Linked DNA regions of Homo sapiens: region 2 is linked to region 1. Evidence: read pairs that join two places in POLR2A ChIA-PET (ENCODE). Cell type or tissue: GM12878. All regions are shown on one strand. Links, peaks and the distances in the headings refer to the core of each region. The heading gives the core; the rest is flanking DNA.

Region 1 (4,382 bases), core at 68-4,067:
GGGCGGATCACTTGAGGTCAGGAGTTTGAGACCACCTTGGCTAACATGGTGAAACCCCGTCTCTACTAAAAATACAAAAATTAGCTGGGCGTGGTGGTAGGTGCCTATAATCCCAGCTACTTGGGAGGCTGAGTTGGGAGGATGGCTTGGACCCAGGAGGTGGAGGTTGCAGTGAGCCGAGATTGTGCCACTGCACTCTAGCCTGGGCGACAGAGTGAGACTCCATCTCAAAAATAAGTAAATAAATAAAAACGAGACTAGAGAGACTAGAGTTGGCTGGAGCAACTGGAACTCCAGCCTCAGTGCCCTGGGTTTCCAGAAGGCCAGCCTGGAAAGGGTGGAGTAAACCTTGGAGGCTCATGTGCTGCCTCACCCTAGCCCCTCACCCAAGCAAAACTCAACCAGTGTCTTAGTGCTTGTGGGACCTGCTTTGTCCCCTTTTGTGGCATCGAAGGGGTGATGAAGGATGAGACAAACCTGGATGTGAGTCCCAACTCTGCTGTGTGACCTGAGACAAGCCGTGCCTCTGAGCCTCAGTCTCCTCAGCTCTAAGAGGGGCACTCCCATGGCCCTGTCAAAGGGTTGCTGTCCACAAAACATGAACTGACCGTTGGCCTCATACATGTTAGTTGTCGAATCCACAGGCCAACTGCACTCCCTTTAGAACTGCAGTTGTCTGTGTCTGTCCTGCCTCCTCAACCAGACTGTGCCCAAGTTCCTTCTGGGGCCCTGGTGTCCAACTCAGACAGGCATTAGAGGAAGCCGTGGGGGCTGTTGAACGTTGAACCTGAACACTGAACTAGAGGCCCCAGGCCGGGGCTAATGAGGGCTCCAGGAAAGGGCTTCTGGGTGGAGAGGGAGCATCTACTAACCACTCACTTCCAGAGTGGCCTTCCCGGGTCCAGCAGAGGGTTGGGCGCCAACTAGGGAACCCACAGAGGAGGCGGGGGGTGGGGCGGGGGAGCGGTGTGGAGCGGGTAAGGGGGTGGGGCTGGAGATTAAGAAATGAGTGAGGTGGATGCTTCAGCGCTGTTAGTCTCCTCCCCATGCCCCTCCTCACTTCATCTAGTTTAGTCCCTTTATCCTGTGAAGTAGGGGTCATCATTAGCCCCCTTTTACAGAGGAGAGAATTGAGGCTTCGAGAGAGAGAAACTTGGCCAGGAGTTTCCACTCGGTCCGACGCCCTCGGTGCCCCGCCGGGTACGGTGGCTGGGCGCGGGGAGCGGGGGGCGGCGCCGGCGGGGCCCCGGGCAGGGGCGGGGTCGGGGCGCGGACAAAACCGCCGCGGGGCGGCGGGGTGGCGGACGCGGCCATGGAGGCCGAGGGCTGCCGCTACCAATTTCGGGTCGCGCTGCTGGGGGACGCGGCGGTGGGCAAGACGTCGCTGCTGCGGAGCTACGTGGCAGGCGCGCCTGGCGCCCCGGAGCCGGAGCCCGAGCCCGAGCCCACGGTGGGCGCCGAGTGCTACCGCCGCGCGCTGCAGCTGCGGGCCGGGCCGCGGGTCAAGCTGCAACTCTGGGACACCGCGGGCCACGAGCGCTTCAGGTGCGGGTAGCCGGGGCGCGGGAGGGACTTCTGGTGGGGGGCTCGGTGAGCGTGCTTTAGGCCACGGCAACTCCCGAGAGGCCAACTCAGAGGTCAGGCGGAGGGCGAGGTCCCTGCCCTGGGTCCCGCCCGGTCCACTGGGGCCAGAACCTCCCCTGCTCGGAGTCATTTTTCCCACGAACACTGCGGGGTGGGTCGAGTCCCAGAGACCAGGAACATCCCTGGCTTTGAGCTCTGGACTCTGGAGAGATGCTGAGTGATACTGGCCCCGGGTGCTGAGAGCTCAGGGGAACAGAGCGGGAAGTGTCGAGGAGATGTGGAAGGGAGAGAGGATCAGCAGGAGTTTGCCAGGAAGAGAACAGAGGAACGAAGACCTAGGTCAGGGCAGCACCAGGCCTTCTCCAAGAATGAGGGATTCAAGTCACGCTTGCTCCCTAACTGGAGCACCCAGACTTTTTTCTTTTCTTTTTTTTTTTTGAGACGGAGTCTCTCTCTGTCGCCCAGGCTGGGGTGCAGTGGTGCGATCTTGGCTCACTGCAAGCTCCGCCTCCTGGGTTCACGCCATTCTCCTGCCTCAGCCTCCCAAGTAGCTGGGACTACAGGCGCCCGCCACCACGCCCGGCTAATTTTTTTGTATTTTCAGTAGAGACACGGGGTTTCACCGTGTTAGTCAGGATGGTCTGGATCTCCTGATCTCGTGATCCACATCCACCCGCCTCGGCCTCCCAAAGTGCTGGGATTACAGGCGTGAGCCACCGCACCCGGCCAGCACCCAGACTGTTAGGAGAGACACAGACACCGAGGCAGAGAACCACGGGGCCGTGTGAAGTGAGCCCTGTTGGGGTGTGAGGCATTCTGTGGATCCCAGGGGGAGGAGGTCCTGCCTCTGGGGGTGTCATGGAGGCATCAGCCTCTCCCAGCTTACCTTTCCACCTCCCTGCCTCCCCAGGTGCATCACCAGGTCCTTTTACCGGAATGTGGTGGGTGTCCTGCTGGTCTTTGATGTGACAAACAGGAAGTCCTTTGAACACATCCAAGACTGGCACCAGGAGGTCATGGCCACTCAGGGCCCGGACAAGGTCATCTTCCTGCTGGTTGGCCACAAGAGTGACCTGCAGAGCACCCGCTGTGTCTCAGCCCAGGAGGCCGAGGAGCTAGCTGCCTCCCTGGGCATGGCCTTCGTGGAGACCTCGGTTAAAAACAACTGCAATGTGGACCTGGCCTTTGACACCCTCGCTGATGCTATCCAGCAGGCCCTGCAGCAGGGGGACATCAAGCTAGAAGAGGGCTGGGGGGGTGTCCGGCTCATCCACAAGACCCAAATCCCCAGGTCCCCCAGCAGGAAGCAGCACTCAGGCCCATGCCAGTGTTGACTCTAGGAGAGAAAGGGTTAAAGCAGTCCCAGCCTTAGCCCACCTGGTGGGATGGGGAGTGTTAATATCTCTCTGGAGGACAAATGACAGAAGGGTTCATATAAACAGTATCCTGACACAGTCATGCTTCCTGGATTTTGGAGTCGAGGCTTTCTACAGAAAAGAAAGTTCTGATGGCCAGGCATGGTGGCTCACGCCTGTAATCCTAGCATTTTTGGAGGCCAAGGACAGTGGATCACCTGAGGTCAGGGGTTCGAGACCAGCCTGGCCAACATGGTGAAACCCTGTCTCTACTAAAAATACAAAAATTAGCCAGGCGTGGTGGTGCATGCCTGTAATCCCAGTTACTCCAGAGGCTAAGGCAGGAGAATTGCTTGAACCTGGGAGGCAGAGATTGCAGTGAGCCAAGACTGCGCCACTGCACTCCAGCCTGGGCAACAGAGTGAGACTCTGTTTCAAAAAAAAAAAAGAAAAGAAAAGAAAGGCCTGAGAGACCAGATGTGCAACTTCCTGTCCTTGAGCCTCAGTGTCCCTATCTATCGATGGGGCTCATAAAAGATCCCACCTTGAAGGGAGGTGGTGACCACAAATGAGACAGTGGACAGGATGTGCTCACCCAGAGCCTGCCGCGCTGTGAATTGAATGACAAAAGCTCTCATTCCCACTCCCTTTTTCTTGGCTGCGATGTGGCCACTCTGGCAGCATTCCTGGGCTCAGACACTGAGAAGCCAGCGTCAGGAAGCTGATGCATGGGCAAAGGCAGGTGCGGGGAATTCCAGGGGGAGCTTGGCTTGGAGGCTTCTTATGTCCTCAGGCTAAAATGATTCTGGGCATGGGATTAATATGTGACGTCAAACCCAGGGTTGCTGGCCAATGCCCCCCCGACCAGGCCCAGGGGCTGAAAAATGGATGTTGGAGGCTGGGATGAACATGAATGTGTAGCAACTATGTTGGGCACACAGTGGCCACTGTGATGAGCCACCAAGATCCCCCTTTCTGGCTGGGGAACCCATCAACCCTCTCCCCAGCTGCTGGAGTGCCACTGGATGATGGACTTCAGCTTGCCCCACTCTCTGGGAAAGGCCCTCCCTTCAGGGCAGCTTGTATCCAAAGTTCATCTCCTGGGGGGCCTTAAAGGACTCCCTCTTGCCCCAGCTCTGGACAACTCTGAAAGTCAAAACCAACTTTATCAGTCTCTGTGGGCTTCATTGAGGACACTGTTGTGACATCATAGCCAAGTTATCCCCTTGCCCAATCCTGCTTCCTTTTCTTCCCCAAACAGGTATCCATTTCAAGAATATCCCCTAATAAACATCTGCACACTCATCTCCATCTCAGAATCTGCCTCCTGGTAACCTAACCTATGATGGGAACTGCTAGGCAGGGAATGTCCTGGGAGCAATTAGGGAAGGCTTCATGGAAGAGACACTGTTTATGTTAGGCCGAATCTCAGCAGGTGTAGGG
Region 2 (4,382 bases), core at 139-4,138, 960 kb before region 1:
AGCCAGCCGGGGCTCCAGCAGCCGCGAGTGCCGGCGTGCGGGGAGAACTGGGGTGCTGCCCGCCTCTGACCGCCGCCCCTGCTGGGCAGGGAGGAGGAAGCCGCCTCGGACTTCTCTTATTGCAGTCACGGCCGGCGGGCGGTGATGGTGGCAGGGAGACAGTCACGCCCTAGCCCCAAGCCAGCTCCCCGCAGCGAGGAGGCGCCCCCAGATCCTAGGCCCACCCGCCCCCACCTTCCTCCTCCCTGGTTTACGGGAGGTCGGCTCTGTCACCCTCCAGACCTGAGTCCCCAGCCCGGCCTTCCCAAAAGCCCCCTCCAAAAGCGCAGTTTCAGCACCCCCGAAGCACCTGCTCTTTTAGGATCATTGAATTGGAGGTTAAGAGGGGCTTTTCTCCATCACTGAGGACCAGATCGGGACTGGCCTTACTCGAGTTCTCACAGCCAGTTGACTTCAGACTGCTGTCACCAGAGCCACTGGACATGGATCACATGGACCCTGTCAGCACGCCTTCCCTTCCTCAGGGGCTGAGCACTGGGGACACAGGGCTGTTAAGGGTGGTGAGCAGCAGAAGACCCTTCCCTTAGGAAACTGCCTTTCAGAGGAGTGGGAAGGGTGTCAGCCTCCCCCAGGCACCCAAGTTTTAGAAAAACTGAGTAACTGGCTGGGGGCAGTGGCTCAGCCTGTAATCCCAGCACTTTGGGAGGTTGGGTGGGAGGATTGCTTGAGCCCAGGAATTCCAGACCAGCCTAGGCAGCATAGGGAGACACCATCTCTACCAAAAAAAATTTTTCTTAAGTTAGCTCGGTGTGGTGGTGTGCACCTGTGGTCCCAGCTACTGCAGAGGCAGAGGTGGAAGGATCCCTCGAGTCAGGCAGGTCGAGGCTGCAGTGAGCTGTGATTGAGCTACTGCACTCTACCTTGGGTGACAGAGCAAGACCCTGCCTTAAAAAAAAAAAACACAAAAAAAGAATGTGGGTTTTGTTGCAGAAAATGACTTTTTTTAAAAAAAAGAAAGAAAAGGCCGGGTGCAGCGGCTCACGCCTGTAATCCCAGCACTTTGGGAGGCCGAGGCGGGTGGATCACGATGTTAGGAGATCAAGACCGTCCTGGCTAACACAGTGAAAGCCCATCTCTACTAAAAATCAAAAAATTAGCCGGGCGTGGTGGCGGGCGCCTGTAGTCTCAGCTACTCAGGAGGCTGAGGCAGGAGAATGGTGTGAACCCGGGAGGCGGAGCTTGCAGTGAGCCGAGATGGCGCCACTGCACTCCAGCCTGGGCGACAGAGCGAGACTCCGTCTCAAGAAAAAAAAAAAAAAAAAAAAAAAGGAAGAAAAACTGAGTATCTTAGAACATGTGGAAAAAGATTTTTAAAAACAAAAAGAGAAACGGTAGCATCCTCTATCAGTTCCAGTCTCTCTGTCTGATAGGGATCCCTGACCCCTCCTCAATCTGGGGTTCAGTCCCCACTCCCACCACTGTTACTTCAGCCTTAAAGCAAGAACCCGGAATATCCCTCCTGTCCAGGAGAGGAAGAGGTGTGGTGGGGAGGGCTGTTTGGTGGAGAAGGATGTGTCTGTTGGGATGTGGTGAGAGGCAGGGAGAGTGTGCGTAAACACAGAAGTGTGTGTGTGTGTGTGTGTGTGTGAGAGAGAGAGAGAGAGAGAAAGCAATGACATGATGACTTTGCTTTTGGAATCAACAACTAGGCCATGGTGTGCAGGCAAGTGTGTTTCTTTGTATGGGCAGGGGCATGTGGGGATGTGTGTGTGCATGCGTACACATGCTCAAGTGTGGCCCAATGTGCCTGGGGTAACAGAGTGGTGGGATGGAGATAAGAATGCTTTTCTCTTAGGAAATGGGAGGAGGGATGAGGAGGAAGACAGAGGAGCCAGTGGCAGTGCAGGGTCTCTGGAAGAGTGGCTTCACCCTAGCCGGGCAGCATCACCTCCGCCATCAAATGCTCCCTGCCTGGCCATCGGCCCACATGTTCAATTAGCAAACAAGCAAACGTTTATAATTGTGTCTTAGGTGCCAGCCTTAGGGAACACAGAGATGAGAGACTGGTCCCTGCTCTTGGGGGATCCCCCCAATCTATCATGCTCGCTCTGTCATCCTTCAAGGTCTGACTCACAAGCATCTGCTCTAGAGGCCTTCCCTGATTGCTGCCTCTACCCACTCCACACCCCCAGCAGAACCTCAGCATCTTCTGCCTGGGGCACCACTGGTTCCTGGGGGATGGGTGTGTGGGATATGTTTTCCTCAAGGGCAGGGGTCTGGCTCTTGTAGATGCCTCCAGTACCCACACAAGGCCCAGCACACAGTAGCAGGCTTTCTGTGTATAGGAACACGTGAATCAACCAAAGGACAAAGGAATTAACAGATGAACAAAGGAAAGCCCAGTGAAAAACTAAATAATGGAAGGTAAGAAAGAATGAATGAAGAAATTCAAGAATTGATGACTGAATAAGCAAATGAATGGAAGAACAAAATGACAACATTGCTTCTCAGGCCGGGCTCGGTGGCTGACGCCTGTAATCCCATTGTTTTGGGAGGCTGAGGCGGGCGAATCACTTGAGGTCAGGAGATCGAGACCAGCCTGGCCAATTTGGTGAAGCCCCGCCTCTACTAAAAATACCAAAATTAGCTGGGTGTGGTGCCGGTGCCTGTAATCCCAGCTACTCAGGAGGCTGAGGCAGGAGAATCGTTTGAACCCAGGAGGCGGAGGTTGCAGTGAGCGGAGATCACGGCACTGGACTTCAGCCTGGGCGACAAAGCAAGACTCCGTCTCAAAAAAAAAAATTGCTTCTACTTTTTAAAATATGTGTTGGGCCACATTAGTCCCTTGCTTAAAATCTCCCAGTGCCTTACCTTTCATTTTGCTTGGAAAAATAAAAATACAATACATACGATACCATAATAATAAAGAATAATAAAATCCAGCAGCTTTGTCTTGTCCTCTGAGGCCCTGTGTGCTTGGCCCCTGCCTCCTCTCCAGTCCCAGCTTTAGCCATCTTTCCCTTTACCCACATTTGGATCTTTTTCAGTTCCTAGAATACACTGAATTTTTGTCTCACAGTCTTTTTACATGGTGTTCCCTCTTCCTAGGATGCTCTTCTTCTTGCTCTTCACAGTACTGCTTCCTTTTTATTCTTCAATTGAAGTGCCGTCTCCTCAGGGAAGCCTCCCCTGACTGCCACATCTAAGAAGGTCTCCTTATTCTCGGTCTCAGCATCCAGTTTGTCTCCTCTATGGCTATCACAATCTGGAATTATATATTTCTGTGTTCATTGTTTTTTGTCTCTGGACCTCTCTAAACCAGATTAGGGCTCTGACCCAATCTGAGGTCAGGAGACAGCTGGCACTTCTTAGGACGAGCAAAGTGGATTCTATGCCCTCATTCATCCTTTCAGAATAACCTTGATTAGGAACACAGACTCTGGGCCCAGGCTGCCTGGTTTGCAGACCAACTCTGACCTTGGACAAGTTATTTCACCTTTTTTTTTTTTTTTTTTTTTTAGACAGAGTCTTGCTCTGTCTCCCAGGCTGGAGTGCAGTGATGTGATCTTGGCTCACTGTAACTCCCAGGTTCAAGCGATTCTCCTGCCTCAGCCTCTTGAGTGTCTGGGATTACAGGCGTGAGCCACCACACCCAGCTAATTTTTGTATTTTTAGTAGAGACAGGGTTTCGCTCTGTTGGCCAGGCTGGTCTCAAACTCCTGACCTCAACTGATCCACCTGCCTTGGCCTCCCAAAGTGCTGGGATTATAGGTGTGGGCCACCGCGCCCTGCCCAAGTTATTTCACCTTTCTGTACCTCAGTTTCCTCATATGTAAAATGGAAATTTAGTAGACCTCACCTCACAGAAGTCTTGAGAGAAATCAGTGAGCTGTTAGAGGAGTGTTTGGCACATAGTAAATACCACATAAGTGTTCACTATCATTCATTCATTCATTCATTCATTCAATTAAACCTCAACTCTCTGACCACAGTTTCCTATCCTTTCAGCCCATGTATTCACAAGCTCCTTGAAAACAATTCTAAGTCAGGTATGGTGGCTCACACCTGTAATCCCAGAACTTTGGGAGGCTGAGACAGGAGGATCACTTGAAGCCAGGAGTTCGAGACCAGCCTGGGCAGCCCAGGAGTTCGAGGCTGCAGTGAGCCATGGTTGTACCACTGCACTCTAGGCTGGGTGACAGAGCAAGACCCTGTCTCTAAATAAATAAATAAAACAATTCTAAAAACTGATACCAAAATCAAAAATCAAAGCCCAGCAAGCCCAATGAGACCTCTCTCATCCATTTCCCAGCTAGCCATCACTCTCCTCCTCTTCTCACTCCTGCTTTCAACCAGCCTAGATTCTGCTGTCAGTCCTTATG

Evidence for each region. ChIA-PET counts read pairs that join two places held together with the same protein. Peaks named below come from ENCODE experiments on the same cell type or tissue, not always from the same donor. Only the 100,000 strongest peaks of a DNase experiment are listed, where the experiment ranks them.
Region 2: POLR2A ChIA-PET joins it to region 1 with 5 read pairs; 1 of 35 experiments calls an interaction of 5 or more read pairs at or near these places.

The regions. Positions count from the first base shown.
Region 1 is chr1:28,591,200-28,595,581 of GRCh38, forward strand. It overlaps RAB42 (RAB42, member RAS oncogene family), which reads left to right and starts at 1,066. Exons shown (of 2, transcript NM_001193532.3): 1 at 1,066-1,545; 2 at 2,495-4,250. The coding sequence starts at 1,313. The coding sequence ends at 2,918. RefSeq lists a silencer at 1,207-1,276 and an enhancer at 2,058-2,794. In GM12878, for the core only: no CTCF peak of the experiment used is centred there; no DNase peak of the experiment used is centred there; H3K4me3 peaks cover 485 bases.
Region 2 is chr1:27,635,096-27,639,477 of GRCh38, forward strand. It overlaps FGR (FGR proto-oncogene, Src family tyrosine kinase), which reads right to left and starts at 90. Exons shown (of 13, transcript NM_005248.3): 1 at 1-90. RefSeq lists an enhancer at 2,214-2,273. In GM12878, for the core only: no CTCF peak of the experiment used is centred there; a DNase peak (open chromatin) is centred at 2,082; H3K27ac peaks cover 959 bases.